2 separate regions of the Mus musculus genome follow, and region 2 is linked to region 1. Evidence: chromatin loops called from intact Hi-C (ENCODE). Cell type or tissue: heart. All regions are shown on one strand. Each heading gives the region's core, and the rest is flanking DNA. Links, peaks and the distances in the headings are about the cores only. Region 1 has its middle 16 kb from the start of Whrn. Region 2 overlaps Tex48 (testis expressed 48).

What was found. Hi-C counts contacts between places; a loop is a spot of excess contacts. Peaks named below come from ENCODE experiments on the same cell type or tissue, not always from the same donor. Only the 100,000 strongest peaks of a DNase experiment are listed, where the experiment ranks them.
Region 2: a loop joins it to region 1, with 2.4 times the contacts of the local background. A loop is called at or near these places in 3 of 42 quality-filtered maps.

What each region holds. Positions count from the first base shown.
Region 1 is chr4:63,506,849-63,516,444 of GRCm38, forward strand. No RefSeq gene overlaps it. Among named protein-coding and RNA genes, the nearest start is that of Whrn, 16 kb to the left of the region's middle. In heart, for the core only: a CTCF peak has its summit at 1,568 (motif pointing right); a DNase peak (open chromatin) is centred at 1,583; H3K27me3 peaks cover 321 bases.
Region 2 is chr4:63,601,288-63,610,883 of GRCm38, forward strand. Tex48 (testis expressed 48) reads right to left here. Exons shown (of 5, transcript NM_029324.3): 4 at 7,170-7,280; 5 at 5,802-6,128. The coding sequence ends at 6,025. It also overlaps a transcript of Gm11213 not described here. Among named protein-coding and RNA genes, the nearest start is that of Gm11213, 5.3 kb to the left of the region's middle. In heart, for the core only: no CTCF peak of the experiment used is centred there; a DNase peak (open chromatin) is centred at 4,504; H3K27ac peaks cover 1,502 bases; H3K27me3 peaks cover 242 bases.

The DNA.
Region 1 (9,596 bases), core at 1,127-9,126:
TATTCTAAGTGCATGGGTGTATTGGGTGCTTTGACTCTTTATCAGGTACAGTACATTCTTTTCATCATTATTTAACACTTGTAGCAGCTCTCAAGACTTCTCTTCTGTTTTCACTTCACAGACAAGGGAACTGAGGCTGGAAAGCTGAATCTCAAGAGGCACAGCATGAGTCTCATCCTTCTGAACAACCAACACTTAGGACTTTTCATTCTCTAAGGAGAGTTAGAAGATTAAAATATAATGGGGTGGATATTCCCAGAGAGCCTAGAGAGAGGCTGGAGTCAGAAATATCCTCCTGGAGGAAAGTTGTTTAATCTTTCTCTGTCTCTGTCTCTCTTTTTTTTTTTCTGTTTAATCTCTCTCTCTCTCTCTCTCTCTCTCTCTCTCTCTCTCTCTCTCTCTCTCTCTCTCTCTCTCTCTGTGCCTATGCATGCATGTTCATGTTTTTATGTGTGGGTGTGGATGCACATGTAAGCATGCATGTGGATTCCCAAAGTCAACCTCAGATGCCTCCTGAGTTTAGTATGAGCCATATTCCCAGCTCTTAACTCACACATTTTGAAGAACCCATGGGAGTCGGCCAGCTCAAGAAGTGGTAAAGCACACATCTGACACAGGTAACCTCTTTCAAAATCAATATATTCAGAACTCATAGCCTCACCTATCAGCAGGGAACTTCAAGTTAAAACAACAAGATGCCATTTCACACAGAACAGATTGGCAAAATCAAAATATCTGACATTACCAGATTTTGGCAAGATTGTGATGCGGGAAAGAACTTACAGGGCTAGTAGGAGTTTAAATTGGCACAGCCACGCTACTTGGCAACATCTAGTAGACTTGACAACACTCCAGCTTGACACCCAGCAGCCCTGTATCCTGGTATGGTTCCTGAAGGCACGTTAAGATGCTTGTATCTTCAGCGTGTCAGGTAGCTTCCTCCACATAACCATCATCCAGACTGTTCAGTGTATTAAACATCGGTGACTGAGGTCACACTTCTGTAGCCAGCTGGGCAGTTCTTCCTGTCCCTGTATGTCTGCGGCACTCTTGTCTGGATCTACATGAACAATGGTGGTATCACTGTCCCCTGCCCCCCATCTCTATACCGTAAGTAACAATCTCACTTGGGTGTAAGGCAGACTGTCTTGTCAGGACACCTGTCATATTGGACTAGAGGCTTACTCTACTTTCCATATGATGCCATCTTGGTCATGCTGTGTGCGACCCTTTAATACAGTTCCTTATGTTGTTGTGATTCCAGACCATAAAATTACTTTTGTTGCTACTTCATAACTGTAATGTTGTTATTGCTATGAATGGTAATGTAAATATCTTTGGAGATAGAGGCTTGGCAAAGGGGCCGCTACCCATGGGTTGAGAACCACTGCACTAGAGGCTGGAAAACCCAGAGAGAACAGTGAGGTAGCAGAGGTCAACCACAGGGAGCAAAGATCCCTCTGAGAGGGGTTGGGGGGGGGGGGATAGCCTCGCTGCTCTTCCAGAGGACTACAGTTTGAGTCACAGAACCCCTGTGGCAGCCAACAACCTCTGAAAAGCCACTACCGCCACCAGGGGGAGCTGCTGCTCTCTTCTGGTCTCCATGGGCACTACGTGCATAGCACAGGCATACACGCAGGCCCAACACACATACAGATTTTTTAAAAAAGAAAAAAAAGAAAGAAAGAAAGAAAGAAAGAAAGAAAGAAAGAAAGAAAGAAAGAAAGAAAGAAAGAAAGAAGGAAGGAAGGAAGGAAGGAAGGAAGGAAGGAAGGAAGGAAAGAAAGAAAGAAAGGAAGGAAGAAAGGAAGAAAGATCATCCAAGACTTCAAAAAGCAAAGGGGAGAATCTGGGTTCTCATAGCCTAGTGTCCCAAAGGCTAACAGCCACACAGAATTGTAGCCATTGCTCATCAGGACAGGTACTTCATAGGAGGTACAGTGTGGCTGAATCTGGAAGACTGAAGGACATGACAGCTAGAATGGGTACCAGGATGAAGGGCTACTGCTGTAGCCATGCTGACCTGGCCGATGGGAAAGTAGGCTTGATTAAGAGTCTTCCTTCTCCCGGACCTGCAGCCCTGACCAACGTTAACTCATGACCACACCAAGGAGAACAGCTGGCTAAGGAGCCGCTGCAACTCCTTGCCTGCCAGTCCATGTCTCTAGCTTGCTTGGTCCCTGACTTGATATAGCCTTTCAAGGCCTTTCTATAGCCCTTGTAAGAAGCATGGACTTGTATGGAGACATAGCTGAGTGGTGGAGCCCTGCCCTGTATGCACAAGGCCTTGGCTCTGTCCTAAGCACTGTAGAAAGCAGAAGAGTCAAGGTGTTTACCTGGTTTGTCCTAACAAATCTCTACAAACTCTGTGACTTACAATACAAATGTATTCTCTTGCATTCTCAGTGGCTGAGTGTCCACAATCCTGGTGTCGTTAGGGGACACTTCCTCTGAAGGATCTGGAAGAATACTTCCTGACCACTCCTATCTCTGGTGGCTGGTGGAAATGTTTGTCTTTTCTTGGGGTCCCACATCACTGCCTCAACTCCATGTGGCCTTCTTCCCTCTGACTCTGTATCTCCTCTCTTCCTACGAAGACAACAGTCTCACCTTAAATCTAGGTCGAGTTCATCTGTTGATTTTTTTGACTAATATTTGTAAAGACGGCCTTGTTTTCAAAAAGGGTCACTTTCTGCAGTTCTGTGTGTTCGTGAGGAGACATTATTCAACTCACTATAGGTAAACAGTGGTTTTATATATTAAAATGGGGATATTCTGTAACTTACTACGAGTCCAAAATCACTTTGTTGGCTCATGGCTCTTCCATGAGATACCATGAATACTCTGGCTTCTTATCCTAAATCTATGTCATGGCATGCTGGTGATATGGGGTCAGTGGCTCCCATGCTCTGGGCTTGCAATACACGTCAAATCCCAATAACAAAAAAGAAGTTAATTAAGAGTAAGTCTTTTTGACTTGCACTTTTCAAATCCACAATTCTGCATCGATGACTGTAGAGAAACATTGTTTTAAAATTTATTTTATGTGAGTACACTGTTGCTCTCTCCAGACACAGCAGAAGAGGGCATCAGATTCCATTACAGATGGTTGTGAGCCACTATATAGTTGCTGGGAATTGAACTCAGGACTTCTGGAAGAGCAGTCAGTGCTTTTAACCTCTGACCCATCTCTCCAGGTCCTATTGAAAGTGATTTTAACATTTCATATGCTGTGGAGTCCCCTTCAAGCAGTAGCCTTGGGCCACCCTAGGTAGCAAGGCAGCTGGGACTGGTCATTTGAGCATTAAGACCATTTGCTTTTACCTCAGAGATGCACCTAGAACGTCATAGTCATCTGCCTACAGAGGACTCAGGACAGGGTTCTGCTGGTATTTGGCAAAGATCACATATCTCCCTTTTTATACATCCAGAAGTTTCCAGAATCCAGAAACTACCCAGTCGCCTTTCGTCAGATTTCTCTAAATGGGACCTGAAATGAAGATTTTGGGTCACATGGCTACCATAGAAATGTTGCTGAGGAAACCCACAGAGACAGAGAAACACAGACAGGGAAGAGAATGAAGGCCACCAAGCAGATCTAGTGCCTGGTGACTAAGATGGTGTATATGGTACTCATGAGCCTGAGTTACTATTTCCTAAACTTTGGGTCTTATTCTCTTGTACTAAAAAAAGAAAAAAATACTATTTTTTATTGTATGAGTGTTATGACATATCTATCTCTATCTATCTATCTATCTATCTATCTATCTATCTATCTATCTATCTAATCTGTGTACTACATGTGTGCAGTGTCCTTGAAGGCCAGAAGTAGGTGCCAGATCTCCAGAAACTGAAGTTACAGATGGTTGTGAGCTACCATGTAGGCTCTGGGAACCCGATCCTGGTCCTCTTTAAGTGTTCTTAAGTGACACGTCATCCCTTCAACTTTCATCTTCTCTTAATCCAGACCTTCTCATCTGGGAAAAGACGTAATTTCAGACAAATCCCTCAAAGGCACTGGAGTGGAAATTACACCTGAGTATCCTAGTGGAGCACAGGGACCTCAGGCTGTCTGATTCTTCTACTGTTCAGTCCTTGAGGTGGTAGCGAGGTTAATTCCCCAAGAATTGTTCTCTTAAAAGGACCCCCAGATACTGGATGTGGTGGCACACACCTGCAGTCCTGGTACCTAGAAAGCCATGGCAGGAGAATCTTGAGTTCCATCCATAATATATAAAGATCCTAGTGGCCCATGCAAAAAGTCCTAGCTTCTGGATGTTGCAAGAAAAGCACCCCTAAGGAGGGGACTGTGGAGCTAAGAATATGTAAGGAGGGGTCAGGATGGAATGTCGATGGTTTCACATTCCACAAATGTCCACGTGAGTGACTCTCTTCCCTAAATCCATGTGCTTTGTCCCCAGTGCAATGTTATTCAAAGCTCACTGGATCGTAAGGATGCTTAGCTCATCCATGGATAAATCCATTCACTGACAGATGTGTGGATGAAGAGTCTATGGGAGCTGGTAAAATTGCTGGAGGTGGGATCTCATTGGAAGTAGCTCACTGGGCAGGCTCCCTTGTAGGAGATCTTTCTTCTTCCCTGCTGTCTAAGTGCCTCGAAGTAAGCAGTGTGCAGCCTCCTTGGCCATACGCTCCCACCACTGAGATAGTCTGTCTCGACTTGGGTTCAAAGCAATGGGGCGGGGGGGGGGGTCAGAGATCTCTAAAAACCATACCCAAATAAATCCTCCTCCTTTTAATTGGACTTCTCTAAGGTTTTAATCACAGTGACAGAAAGCACCATGAGAATGCTTATGGAAATCCCGATCAATATGAGCTCCTGCTGTACGCAGCTGGCTTGCGTAGAGCTGTTTACTTATTGCCAGGCAGCTATCCCAGAATATACCCTTATAACACAACCCATTTCCTCCTGCCAGGAGACGTCCCATTACTGGTGGATGCACAGAATGCCCAAGTATACAGTCTAAACATGAATAAACACAGCTAACAGGGGAACAGGGCAGGATGCCTTTCTGCTCCTGTAGAATCCCTCCTAGACAGGAAGAACAGGGGAATGAAGTCATGGTTTTCTTAGACCTTGGCTGATGAGCTCTTGCCCTCCTCGTCCTTCCATCCCGCCCTTTAATGAGGGTTTCTAAAAGCAGCCTGGTACATGGTGTGACCATTTAAGTTTCCTCCCCCTGATGACTCTCATTACCTTCCAAAATATTTATTCACTCAATAGCTTAGAATAATTATTTCCTTCCCAACCTCTGAGGCTGGAAATGCAGAGCGAATAAAATTCTCATCCTTGCTTGACTACCTTGATGGCATCAGAGATGAAGTAGGATCACCTGCCATAGGGCAATAGGAGCATTCGAGCACCTTGCCTAAGAAGGACTCTCATAGCCTAGAGACTCCACCCCTGTCCACAGTTTCTTTATATTGGAGGTATCACCATTGATCTAATGACCTATGTAACCGCTCACAATCATCTACTAATTTATTCAACATATTCTATGTATCTATGTTGGGTCTGGCTTTGTGATAAGATCTGGTGGTGCTTTTTAGCTGTTTGATAGATGATCTGTTGAGTATTTGGGTGCTTCTCGGTGCCTGGCATAGAAAATTCTCCAAAGAAATACTCATTAGATAGACAATGATTAAATCTATCCATGAATGGGAAGATGGGTAGGTGAGGGGGTGTGTGGATGAATGGAGAGACAGGATTTGCTCTTTCTGTTTATTCAATACCTGTTGTGATTAGGATGAGAAATGCCTTGGACATATAAACATGCTGGGAAACAATGCCCAGCTAGTGGCATTGCTTGGGAAGATTCTGGAGCCATTAAGGAAGTGAAGCCCTGCTAGAGGGAATGGGTCCCTTTATAGCCAAGCCTCACTTCCTCGACTGCTCTTCTCTGCTTCCTGGTGTGGATGCACTATGACTGGTGTGGATGCACTATGACTGGTGTGGATGCACTTCCTGGTGTGGATGCACTATGACTACCTAGCCTCCTGATCCTGCCTTTCCTGCCTTCTGCCGTGTCCTCTCTGCCACGATGTGTTGATTCCTTCTGTAACTATAAGCCAAAATAAAGCCTCTCTCCCTTACATTGCAATTGACAGGGCATTTTATCTTAGCAGCACGAAGCTAAGATAGTCACTTCCCTCCATCTTCTAGGAGCAGGATTCTCTTTAGTAAGGGACACATGTTTCTTACATAGGTTGGTCTACACTTAATTGAACCCTTATGCTCTCCGCCCACAGCATATGCTCCAGGCACAGTAAATCTGACTTCTGGCCACTAAAACTGGTGTTGACTAAAGGACATGAAGCATAAGGCAGATGAGAGTCCTCCCTTGGTCTTTCTAGCTGATATGATTAGTAGACATCAACTCTTCCCTGGTTTGCTAAGCTCCTAGAAGTTTTATTTAAAGCTACTGGATACTCTTTTACATGCCATAAGGAGAGCCTGGCCAAAGATGGGATGCAGGGAGGAAAGGAAGGAAGGAAGGAAGGAAGGAAGGGAGGGAGGGAGGGAGGGAGGGAGGGAGGAAGGAAGGAAGGAATAGAAACAAAGGAAGAAAGAAAGAGAGAAAGAAAGGAAGAAAGGAAGAAAGAAAGAAAGAAAGGAAGGAAGGAAGGAAGGAAGGAAGGAAGGAAGGGAGGAAGGAAGGGAGGGAGGACTAGAAACAAAGGAAGAAAGAAAGAAAGAAAGAAAGAAAGAAAGAAAGGAAGGAAGGAAGAAAGAGAAGAAGAGAAAGAGGAAGAGGGTGTGGGATGGGGAAGAAAACAAAAAGAAGGGAAGAAGAGGAGAGTCACTGAGGATAGAGAGTAAGCCCCAGGTGCAGGACACCAGTTGACCTTCGATTTTCCAGCTACACAAACCAGCAACTCCCTTTCCTCTGACTTATCCCATCTCTTTCCCCCTGAGCTCTGTTTCTTTTACATGAAACAGTGAGGCTCTTGTCAGTCTAGAGTGAGGGAGTGAATAATTGAATGACTGCACGATCTAGTGAATGTTTTCTTCCTAGAGCGCCAGGGCAGCACATTAAACGACTCAATGAGACGATCCTGGTTCCAGCTGGGGCCCCTCTAGTGGCTTCTCTTAGGCCCAGAGTTGACTCTTATCCCTGGAATGTAAATGAGAAGCAAAAAGCAGAAAACAGCCCACTAAAAATAACAATCTTCTGGGGCAGACATTTAAATCTGGCTACAGATTGCAGAGTCCAGGAGTTATAATTAAAAGAGAACTGAAATGAGACCAATTAAAACTTAAAGTTCCCCTAAAGACCGCTGCCTACCTTTCCCACCTGGTTTATATCAAAATGAGCAGGGGGCATACAAATATGAGCATATACACATGTCCTCGTCCTCGTCTTCAAGAGCCTTGCAAGGGCTCCTCAGTGATTGACAAGTCTGGAAGACTTCCTAGGTAAGGTGATACTTGAGCTGAAGCTGGCAGGACCCAGGTACAGCAAAGGGCAAGGGATTGCTTTCTTTCTTTCTTTTTTTTTCTTAAGATTTATTTATTATTATATTTAAGTACACTGTAGCTCTCTTCAGACACACCAGAAAAGGGCATCAGATCTCATTATGGATGGTTGTGAGCCACTATGTAGTTGCTGGGATTTGAATTCAGGACCTTCTGAAGAGCAGTCGGTACTCTTAACTGCTGAGCCATCTCTCTAGTCCAGCAAGGGACTTCTAAACACAGAAACAGTTACTCAGAAAGGCAGGAAGGCCAAGGCAAATCAGGTGGTGGGAGTGGCCAGTGACGAGGCTGAAGGTGATGTGGTGGCCACTTAGAAAATCCCTTCTGAGTCAAGAATATTCACTGTAATTATTGTCTAAATGTGGTTTGCAGAGCTCAGAGTTCATCTCTTTATCCTCTGTGGAACGTTTGTGCTCTCCTTGGGAGCTTTACACACCGTCAAGCACAGCACCTACTGCAGGATCACTTAGGAGGGGTTGTGTTGGTAGGATGAAGGCTCTGGGTGTATGTCAGATGCTCCAGGGATTTGTGTGCCTGCTGAGGTATGTGAGTTGCTCTGTGGGAGATGGGAGAGTCTATGCCTTGAGAGTGAAGTCTGACCTCACTGGTAGAAATAAGGGTGTGGTTACTGCATCCAATTAAGATTTCTTTTCTTCACTTAACAAGAAATCTGGAGCTGGTGGTCCTGGGTTGCAGTGACTGTCCCAGGAAGTCATCAGGGGCACCTGCCAGCTTCCTGCTCCATCTACCCCATGAAGGACTTTCTGTGTTCTGGTTGTCAGGATGCCGTTCCTTCCTGTAGGTACAGATCTATGCATCAGGCAGAAAGAGGGGTCAGTTACAAATGGTGCTTTATGTCAGTTGAATCTGTTTTGTCATCGTCAGGAAACCACAGCTTCTCAAGAAGCCCTGTCCACGGCTTCTGCCTCTTCCCACTGATCTGAATCTGGTCACAAAGCTGTCAGGGAAGAGAGATGTGTGATTTTGCAAGGTTTGGATTCTATGAAAAAAGGGAGAGACTGGATGTAAGGTTAATGTAGGGAACCGTGGTAAGCTTTTAGCAGAGCGAATCCATGAGTAGAATCTAGCCATTCTCACACAGGCAGGGAAGAAACAGAAGGCCATGGGATCACTGTCACTGCCACCTGAGAGATCGCAGTGAAGCCTGGGTGGTGCACAGTGTAAGCTGGGACTTGGAAAGTGACATCAGGAAGATCAGAAGTTCAAGACTGTACTTGCCTGCATATGGAGTTCAAGGCCAACCTGTGCTACAGGTTTTGAGACCCTGACTCAAAATAACAACAAAAAGAAAAGGAAAGGAAAACAGGCCACCAGTGCCCAGCACAGAGAACTGACATCAGAAAAGAGGAATGGGATATGTAGGATAGAGGAGAGAAGGCAGGCACCAAGATGCCCCTGAGGTCTGTCTTCAGTCCTTGGAATGAGGGAGAGTTTGTAGCTACAGCACTTAGGACAAGCTGTCCATGAGTGTGAAAGCTGAGCATGTCAGGAAGGGTGGCTGTGATTGTCACAGATCAGGAAAGCTCCTTGCTCCATTTGCCTGCAGAGCTCTGTGTGGGCCACACGGAGGCTGCTCAAGTCTCCAGAGGGATGGATGGATTTGAGTACTTTTCAATTGTCTTGAAGTTTGATATGAAGAGACGAAAACAAGGCACTCCAGGTTCCCAAAAGCCACCCTTGTTCTGGCCCGTGCAGCCACCAAGTGCTTTTCTACCCACTCAGCTTTCCTGAAGATCATCTTCGATCACCTCCTCCTTAAAGTGAAGAAGCAGCCAACCCTGACGTGTCAACTCAGAGGCATGTCTGAGTGTCTTCCAGATCTCTGCTTTCCTTTCTCACTTTACCAATGAGGAGATCCAGGCTCAGGGAACACAAACAAGGACGTGTAGCTCTTCAAGGTCAAAACCAGCAAGCAAAGCTAGGTTGTTAGCCTTAGAAGTCCTAAATGTTAACTACTGTGAGATGCTACTTCCTAGCCAGAAGCATGTTACCTGTATTCCAGTGATAGACATCATTGTGTTATAGCCCTGTTGAACTAAGCTCTTGGAGAATTGATTATCTTAGACCTTTTCTTATT
Region 2 (9,596 bases), core at 1,066-9,065, 94 kb after region 1:
TGATGATGGTGGTGGGTGCTCACAAGCAGTCCCCTCTGCCCACTGTCCCCTCTTTTCATGGCCCTCATTAGTTTCATTTTATTCCAGTTGGGCCTAGGTTGCTCATTCAAGTCCTTGCCTCACTGTTAATTGCTATGTGGCTGAGGGCTAGCTCATGCCTGTCTCTGGACTAAGGATCACATCAGCAGCATAGCTGGTTAACTAGATCATCTTCCCAAGGCTCTGATGACCCAAGGTTGTAAATATATCTTATTTTCAGTCTCTGTTCTCTCTTCCATGTTCTGCTCTAGATCCCTCTTCTCTATGACCAAACCACTGGTAGGAAAAAAGGATGACAGATGGGGTGATTGGTTTAGGAAAAGAATTTGTGTGAAAACACCCTTCATGAGTGGATGACGTTAGGAGAGATGGCTTCAAGACCATAGGGTCTATTATTGAACCTTGATGTGGGAGAACATTCGAAAGGGACAGGACATTATGTCAGATACAGCTTGATAGGTCTTTGAAGGGAAAGAGAGGCTTCCCTTTAAAACCTGGGAAGGAGCTCCATTGAGAATGATAGCTTAAAGAGAGGAGGGAGGGAGGGAGGGAGAGAGAGGCAGAGGCAGAGAGGCAGAGGCAGAGGCAGAGGCAGAGGCAGAGAGTCAGAGAGTCAGAGAGTCAGAGAGTCAGAGAGTCAGAGAGAGAGTCAGAGAGTCAGAGAATCAGAGAGAGGCAGAGAGAGGCAGAGGCAGAGGCAGAGGCAGAGGCAGAGGCAGAGGCAGAGGCAGAGGCAGAGGCAGAGGCAGAGGCAGAGGCAGAGGCAGAGGCAGAGAGTCAGAGAGTCAGAGAGTCAGAGAGTCAGAGAGTCAGAGAGTCAGAGAGAGAGTCAGAGAGTCAGAGAATCAGAGAGAGGCAGAGAATCAGAGAGAGGCAGAGAATCAGAGAGAGGCAGAGAGAGGCAGAGGCAGAGGCAGAGGCAGAGGCAGAGGCAGAGGCAGAGGCAGAGGCAGAGGCAGAGGGAGAGGCAGAGGCAGAGGCAGAGGCAGAGGCAGAGGCAGAGGCAGAGGCAGAGGCAGAGGCAGAGGCAGAGGCAGAGGCAGAGGCAGAGGCAGAGGCAGAGGCAGAGGCAGAGGCAGAGAGGCAGAGGCAGAGGCAGAGGCAGAGGCAGAGGCAGAGGCAGAGGCAGAGGCAGACCATGGACAACATGATACAGGGAGGCCCAGAGAAAATTCAGGGAAAAGTCCCCTGAAAATAAATGACTTTATAGCCTTTTGGGGGTAGCAGGAAGATCCTCACTGTGTGAGATTGTGGTCAACCTAGTTGTGACAAAACACAATGAGGTACCAGGTACCAGGCAAGACTAGAAATTAGAGAATATTAAGCACAGTAGGACTTCTTGATTCTTGATTTCTCTGTCTCCACAGTGATTGAGGTGAAGGTAGAGATTGAGAATGGTAAGACTTGATTTCAAGCTGTGGGATGTGGCCTCTGAGTGACCAGAATCTTAAAGGGGCAGGCTCATGATCTCACAGGACCCACTTCAGAAATTTCCAACATAGTTGTTGAATGTCAATCACAGCACATGAGGTCTACTCTCTGGCATCACAGATGGGCTCTGGCTTCTCACCTACCTTCCATCTCCCTACCCCTCTTACCTCACCCCCTGGTTTATTGCATTGGCTACTCTTGCTCCTTCCAGTTGGTCTTCCTTGAATGAGTCAGAGCATGACACTTCTGACCACCCAACCTGCTGGTAACTTTAGTGATGGCTGTCAATTTGACATACTTGGGAACACAGAACACTGATGAAGGAATTGCTCCCATCAGACTGGCCTTTGGGCGTTCCTATTGTCTTTTCTTGATTGCTAGTTGGTGTAGTAGGGTCCAGTTCAGTATGTGTGGTTCCACTCCTGGACAGGTGATCCTGGGTTGTGAAAGAAAGCAAGCCCAACTAAAGTGGGGGAAGCAACCCAGAGCAGCAGCTCTCCATATATCTGGCTTCAGTTGTCTCCAAAGAGTTCATACCTTGGTGTCCCTCCAGGATGAACTATGAATCTGTAAACTAAAATAAATTCTTTTCTCCCCAGATTGCTTTTGCTTGTGGTTGTTTATCATGACAAAAGAAAAACAAGATAGAAAAGTCTCCTGTACCACACAGGGTAAGAGCCTTGCCTGGGCCTCTTCTGGAGAAGCAAGCTCCTTCACCTTGTCCTTACCTGTCTGACCAGGGCTGTCTCCTCCTCTTTCCCCTCCCTTCGGTTCCAGCAGCCAAGAACACTTCTTCTTGCCCTGCTTCATCTTCTGTCAGCAGAGGTCGACAGGAAAGTGCTTCCCTCCCTCCCTCCCTCCCTCCCTCCCTCATGCTTCAAGCCTTTGCTTGCATGCTGCCTTCTCTAACCCCATCTGGCCCGCTCACCTTATTTCTCCCACTCTCGGGACTCCTGTTCCACTGCCCACAGCTTTATTGTATTCTACCCTGCCCAGAATGTAGTAATTTGTATGAGTTCAGACCCTCTGGGAAGGCAGTTCTTTGTTTCCTGTGGTCTTCTGAGTGGGGTTCCTGTGGTGTCCAACGTTTCCTGGGCATTGGTGGAATGGATGAATGAACTTGGATTTGTTCTGCTCTGGTCCTGTGCAAAAGCAGTTGAAGAATCTGTGGGTACTTGAAGACAAGTATTTATGGAGGATTGACTGGTGTCAAATCCCCTGTGAAATCCTGAGGATTCTGCAGTAAACAGGACATTTTTGCTCCCAGAGACAGGGATAAATCACCATTGCCTTTGGGTCCCTGGTCACACCATAACTCAGGGCAAGAACAGGTGATTACTTCATGTTGATTGAATGCCTGGGCCTTCTCTGACTGTTGAGTGACACTCAGTCCTTTCTAGTCTCCCTTTTACCAGTGGTTTTTACCTTTTACCAATAGTCTTTGCCATTCAAGTTGATGGGAAGAGAATCAGTCTCAGTTCCAGGTGTGCTGACGTTTATTGATCATCTAGGGCAGGTCCTTTGACATCTGAGGCTCATTTTTCTTTTGTCTCTTCTGTATGTGATGCAAAATGGTATTCCACCATTTTCAGAGGGATCTGAGGCTTAGAAATGGGACTTGTCCAGGTGTCACAGCCAAGAGGGACGGCAGGGACATCAGTGGCTTCACTCTCTTTTCCGTTACTGGGGAACATCTGGTACTCTAGAGACTGATGGTGGGGAGCTTACATAGCAAGGCTCCACCTGAAGACTCACAGAGTGACATCCTGGTTAATCATCCATACTTTTTTCTTAAGTGGACATAGGATCTTAATTTATATAACACCTAGATCTAGAGCAGTTTTTTCCCTCCTTGAAGCTCAGCTTACCTCTTTGAGCAATGATAAAACCCATCCAATGATGTGAAGATTGTGTGGCATGCACTTCTGAAGTATTTAGCATGGCATCTTGTACACAATAAGTACATATGTCACCAAAAATTGGTGACAGAGAGGACATATGACCTATTTTTTTGAACCACCTATGTCCCTCTTAGTTTGATGTAGAAGAAGCCAAAGAGGAGAGCTATTGTCTTGTCTGCAATAGACTGTGATCTTGATGTCTTTAGAGGCCCCACACCACATTGACCAGATGAAACAAGGCAAGGCACTGTTGAGGCCAAGACAATAGGCTTCTAGAGTTGGGGGGAACCCTTTTGAGTCATGTAGCACAGGTGGGAAGCCAGGAGCCGGAAAGGGGAAATAGTGGTGGAGGTAATGTCTGTGTTGGTGGCAAATAAATTGGTGTACAGGCGTGTGGGGACATTGCCATTCCTTTTGTGTAGAGAGATCACCCCCTCTCTTACCTTTAAGCTTCTGTCACCTGCTGGCTGAGTGGACAGGAGACTGTGATGTCACAGAGCTGGGAACTGGGGAATGTTGGTGACAGGGGTTCTGAACTGGACCATAAGGCAGGGAGGAGGGGGCTGTCTGCTGACTTCTCTGCAGTGGTTTGTCCCACTGTCCACAATGTATTAGGTCGTTGGAAGGGGTATCTCCTATCCTTGGATTAGTAGGCTAGCTAGGGTGTATTCTTCTGAGAGAGCTAGACCTACTGTGTATGTATTCTGAGAGAGCTAGACCTACTGTGTAAATACAGGTGTAAATAATTCCCTGCTGTTGGCAACCTGCTCAGTTTCCTGTGTGAGGCCAAGTGGACACTTCTCAACATGGCTGCCTTTCATCTCATGTTCTGTGCAACTGTGGTAGATTGGACATCTGTCCTTCCATGACCCAAAGACATGTCATCCTGATAGAGCCAGTCAAAAGAGTGCACTCAAGCAGGTACAGCAGGAAGGGGAATTTAGGCTTAGTATTGCCTTGTGCTCCAGTAGACACTAATGCTGAACTCACATTACACATTAGGACACTGGGGCACACAGAGCCAGAGGCTGAACATTTTATCAGGTTAAGCACTGTCTGATCTCTTGTTCTAGTTCTTTGTCAGCCTGGCAGAGAATATCTGTATCGCCTGCTATTAATAGACACTTCGCATTCCGTCCTGGCCTCTGCTGGGTCAGGAGCATGCTCAGAGGTGCTAGAAGACTGTCCCCATTGACTGGACCAGGTCAACCAGATAACATGGATCATCTCTACCAGAAGGTTGCACATTAGCAGCCTTTCTATGCTATAATCCTCACCTACAATGTGAAAGAACATTCTCCCATGTTCCAGGAAACAGAGAAAAGGTGTCCTTGGATGATGGGCAGTTTAGCCCATCACACACTTTAAATGCTTTTATGAGGAGATGAATAAAAAAATCTCCAATGCAAGGAACAAGAAGAACATGACAGGTTAAGTGGCTCAGGAGGTAAGAGCACTTACTACCCAGCCTGACCACCTGAGTTCAATCCCTGATCCATCACGGAAGGAGAGGACTGACTCCTTCAAGTTGTACTCTGACCTCCATTTGTAGATCCTAGCATGGCCCCTCCCATTAAACAAACAACTGAATATAATAAAAATTAAAAGACAAATACTACAACAGTATTAAAAACTGTCTAAGATTAAACCCAGAAATTTTACCAGAGAACAAAAGTAACAAAACCAAACAAATCTTTTGGGGAAAAAAAATTACAGACCAATTAAGTGGAAGAACTTGGTAGCAGGAACTGAATCAAACAAGTGACTTTAGTTTTAATCAACTCCAAGACCTCTATACACTGGACAAGTGGCCTGTTACTGAGCTCCACACTAAATCCTCTCAGCAAGCAAAGCGAATTTTCAGTCTTGTGGGCTCCTGTGTGCCCAGGGTCTCCTGGTGCCAACTACTGGGGAGGGTTCCAAATGGGAAACTTGACTCTGATTCAATGGAAATATCAGATCGTTTTGAACTGAGAGACTGTTGTGCCTGAACCCTTGAAATGTGTGACACTCAAAAGGACTTCATGGAACCCATAGCCTTGGGAGAAAAGGCCCAGAGTCATTTTGGGACAATGGATGGAATTTGAATTGGGCTGTTTTAGTAGGAGGTGCTTTGGTTTTGGGTACTTGCTGGAGTTAAAGGATGTCCTTGTCTGTAAGAAGTGCTCTATGAGGGATTTAGGCAAAGGGTCAGGATGCTTGCTCTCAGACCATTCAGGGAAAAAATATAAATATGATAACGTGAGAATAATTTTTCTTTTCCTTTCCTTTCCTCTATTTTTTCCCTCATTGAGACAACTTTCCTATAAGTTTGAAATTATTTCAAAAGCTACTCACAAAGTCAAACTTTTTGTAGGTTATTTGGAAGTGACAATATAAGAACTGATAACTGTAAGATCTGAGGAGGGACAGAGAGGAGAGTCACATTCGTTGATGCAAACAAGGACTTTAATTGCAGGCAGCCCCCCTCCCTGGCTGTCAGGATCTGGGGTGACTCACACCAGTGGCACAGGGATGGCTCAGACCTCTTCCCTCCTTGTGGTGGAGTTTCTGAATTGGTCTTCATGACTCCTGTCCACTGCCTTCTTCATCTCATGGAGACCCTCCAGTAGCTGAGCAGCTCAGAGCCTGTGTGGAACTGCCACTAGAACCCTCAGGGTCTCCCGATGAGACACGGTCGGAGGGCCCAGTGTTCCTGGTAGTAGCGGTTTAGATTCCTTTTAGGGTATCCTGTTTGTATATTGTATGCAGTCAGCTCTGAAAGAAGGAAAGCAGGCTGTTGGGTGAAAGCCTTTGAGCTAGAGTCAGATGAACTACTGTGATTGTATCTATCCCAGATGGGTTTCTAGATCCCACACGTTCCATGGGAGCCCAGGCACTCCACAGCTTAGTTAGCAGACCTGGTGCCGTTCTACATGGTGGAGTCACTATCAACAGAATGTCTTGCAAATTACGGGACATAGGAAATAGAAAACTTGGGCCCGTCCTGGCTTAGACACAGATGGTGTTCCCTGGTAGGCTGCTGCAAAGTCCCTTTCCCAGTGTGGAACCTAGTTCACTTGGTCATGGATGAGCCAGAGAAGACCCCAGCTCCTCACCCTCAGTTTAAATAGAACAGGTATGCTCTTGTAGGAAAACTTACCCTGCAGTGGGTTCATGTTTGTAACAGGGGCTTGACTGACAGGTGGGTTCTACAGTGAGGAGATGTGGGTTACCCTTGTCTATCAATGGCCCCTTGGGGATAGAGGCTGTGTGAGGGCGTCAGGGCACAGGATGAATTTCCCACAACATGGCTTCCTTTATTCTTTATGGTTCTGCCACTGTTCTAGGTTGGACATTTGTTCTTCTGTGACCCAAAGACAATGTCACCCCAATTGAGCTGAGCATTCTTATTTATTGCTCACTTGATGTGTACTCATTTGGCTTTGGGGAAACAACAGAGAACAAGACCAGTGTGGACCTGTCACTCTGGAACCAATGTAAACCTGCCAGTCTGGAACTCAATTTGTAGCCTCCAATGCAGAGATGAAGCAGACTCACACAAAATACACAGTCAAGACCACAGCACGGTGCCCATAAGCGTGGGAGTGCTTGGGTGTAGAATATTCTTTCCTCCCAGACCTGCTCCTTCTAATGCAATGCCTAACCTGGAAAAGAGTGGCTAGCCTCAGACTTTATAGCCTCTGCAGCATCCCCTGGAGTGTGAGCATAGCTATCTCACATCCCCATAGGGCCTGGCCATCAGGACAGAGTTCCCTTCCCCAGAGGTCACTGTCAGGACCTCTCTTGAGGACTCACCTTCATAATCACTGCTGGCAGTGGAGTGCTTTTCTTGGCCAACGACGGACTGTGCGGTAGCTCTCTTGAGGTTTTGTTCGCATAACTCACTCTTCTCAGTCTTCAGCGAATCTGACAACGAGAATCCCATGGGGGTCACGTGGGAAGGCTGAGCCAGTCAAAGAAGTGAGAGTGTTGAGCCAACTGAAGCAGCACATAGGTGAGTGGTGGATATTATGGGATGGGGAAAAATCTGAATCTGTTTCTCCTTTGAACAGATGCTGAACTTAAAAATACATATTTTCAAAAGTGATTTATTTATTCATTTACTTCATGAATGAATGGCAATGGTGTTTAGCCTGCCTGTATGTCTGTGTGAAGGTGTCAGATTCCTGGAACTGGAATTACAAAGAGTTGTAAGCTGCCATGTGTGTAATGGGAGTTGAAGCTGGGTCTCCTAGAAGAGCAGCCAGTGCTCACAACCACTGAGCCATCTCTCCAGCCCTAAAAATATGTATTGTTTTAAAAGAATCAACTTTTTTCTTATTTTTTATTTTTAAATGCAATGTGCATCTATTTCAAAAAGGAAAAATGTTCCCAATTCCTCTCCTCCGAGATAGTTTCCTCTTAAGCATATTTTAACATAGCTTATCAGATTGCCTGTCCTATGTATGTGGTTCATTACCTTCATAGACGTTATATACATCTTTCCCATGCTAGGACATTAAAAATTAGTAGTTGTACAGTATTTGGCTTTATGGATAATTCAAGACTTAACCAATCCACAATTGTGTATTTAGACTTTTTTCTTCAAGTTTTACTACTATAACGATTGGTATGGATTATATTTAAGCCTTTGTGTACTTCCGGAGAAGTAACAGAGTCCATGAGAGACAGGCTAAGCTCTCTGGAGCAGGTGTGACAGCTTTGCCACTGGCTGTGTAATGAGTAAATCGCCTCTGCTCATGATTGCAACGTGGTACCCTTGTTTTGGATGGTAGTGCCTACCTTAGAGCTGCAGTGCAGGCAGAGGGATGCTTGCCCTAAATGCACCCACTGCACATGGCATGGTGGAGGATTCACCAGAGTTGCACGGTGCTGTACACCTGCTGCGGCACCAGAGACTGAGCACCTTCGTTATTGTCTTAGCGAAGGAAGCTTGCATTTTTAAAAGGTTTTGTTCTTCATTTTTAGCCTGAAGCTATTTCCGGAAGCCTTTAAAAGCTTTTGTGGGCTTCTGTATGTTCCTACTATGAGGATTTTTTCCTGCCTCTTGTCCCATTTCGTCTGACAGTAGGGCTGTGACAGATTTCCACCAGCACTCTGTCTTACCGTGTCCCCGCCAGTCTTAGCTTTTCCTACTTTTTCCTCTCTGACATCTCTGGTTTTGATCCCTGTCTGTTCTGTCCTAGGCCACCAAAGAAGGCTGTGATACAAACTGGACATGGAGATACCTTCTCTGTTTTCCTCTCCTTCCCTATTACAGAACCATGGGGGTCTCTTATTTCAGAAGATGAAGATAAGAAGGGATGGTGGTATGTCCTGGACTTTGATGAGGAAGAACTACTCATTCGTTTTGTAAGCCATCAGAATGCCAAGGCTTCTTATTAGAAGACGTTATTCTAGTCTGCCCAAGCCCATCCACTCCTATTCCTTCACAACACCTTCTCCACCACGATTCCTCAAGTGTACTATAAAGTGTATATTCCCATTTTACAGGATTGGCTAGTTGAGGCTAGTTGAGGCAAAGACAGATTAGGTGACTTGCTCAACCCCTGTGACAGAACTGAGACTCTCAAAGGGGTATGCCAGATCCACAGGCAGAGAGCTTAACTTTTCTCTTACATGTTGTAGTGGCTATTCCTGGTTGTCAACTTGACAATATTTGGAATGAACTACAATCCGGAATTGGAAGGCTCACCAGTGACCCTTATCTGGAGGCTTGGAGATCCTTATCTGGATCTTGGTTTGAAGATCTTGAGCCATAGTGGCTATGGATTCCAGAAGATTGAATCTCCGAGTTTAAGGAACACACCTTTAATCTGGGCTACACCTTCTGCTGGAGACAATATAAGGACATTGGAAGAAGGGAGTCTAGCTCTAGCTCTAGCTCTTGCTCCTTCACCTACTTGCTGCGTGAGACTGAGTAACTGCTAGATCCTTGGACTTCCATTCACAGCTGCGACTGAACAATTGTTGGGAATTGGGCTGCCGACTGTAAGTCATCAATAAATTCCTTTACTATCTAGAGACTATCCATGAGTTCTGTGACTCTAGAGAACCCTGACTAATACACATGTCTTCCAGTCTTGAGCCTTGTTCCTCAAATTACAGAGTGTATCCAGATTTACCCAGAGACCATGCCAAAACACAGCTTCTGACTCAATAGGACAGCAACAGGGTCTGAAGATGCACTTTATTTTATTTCAAGACAGGGTCTCATATATC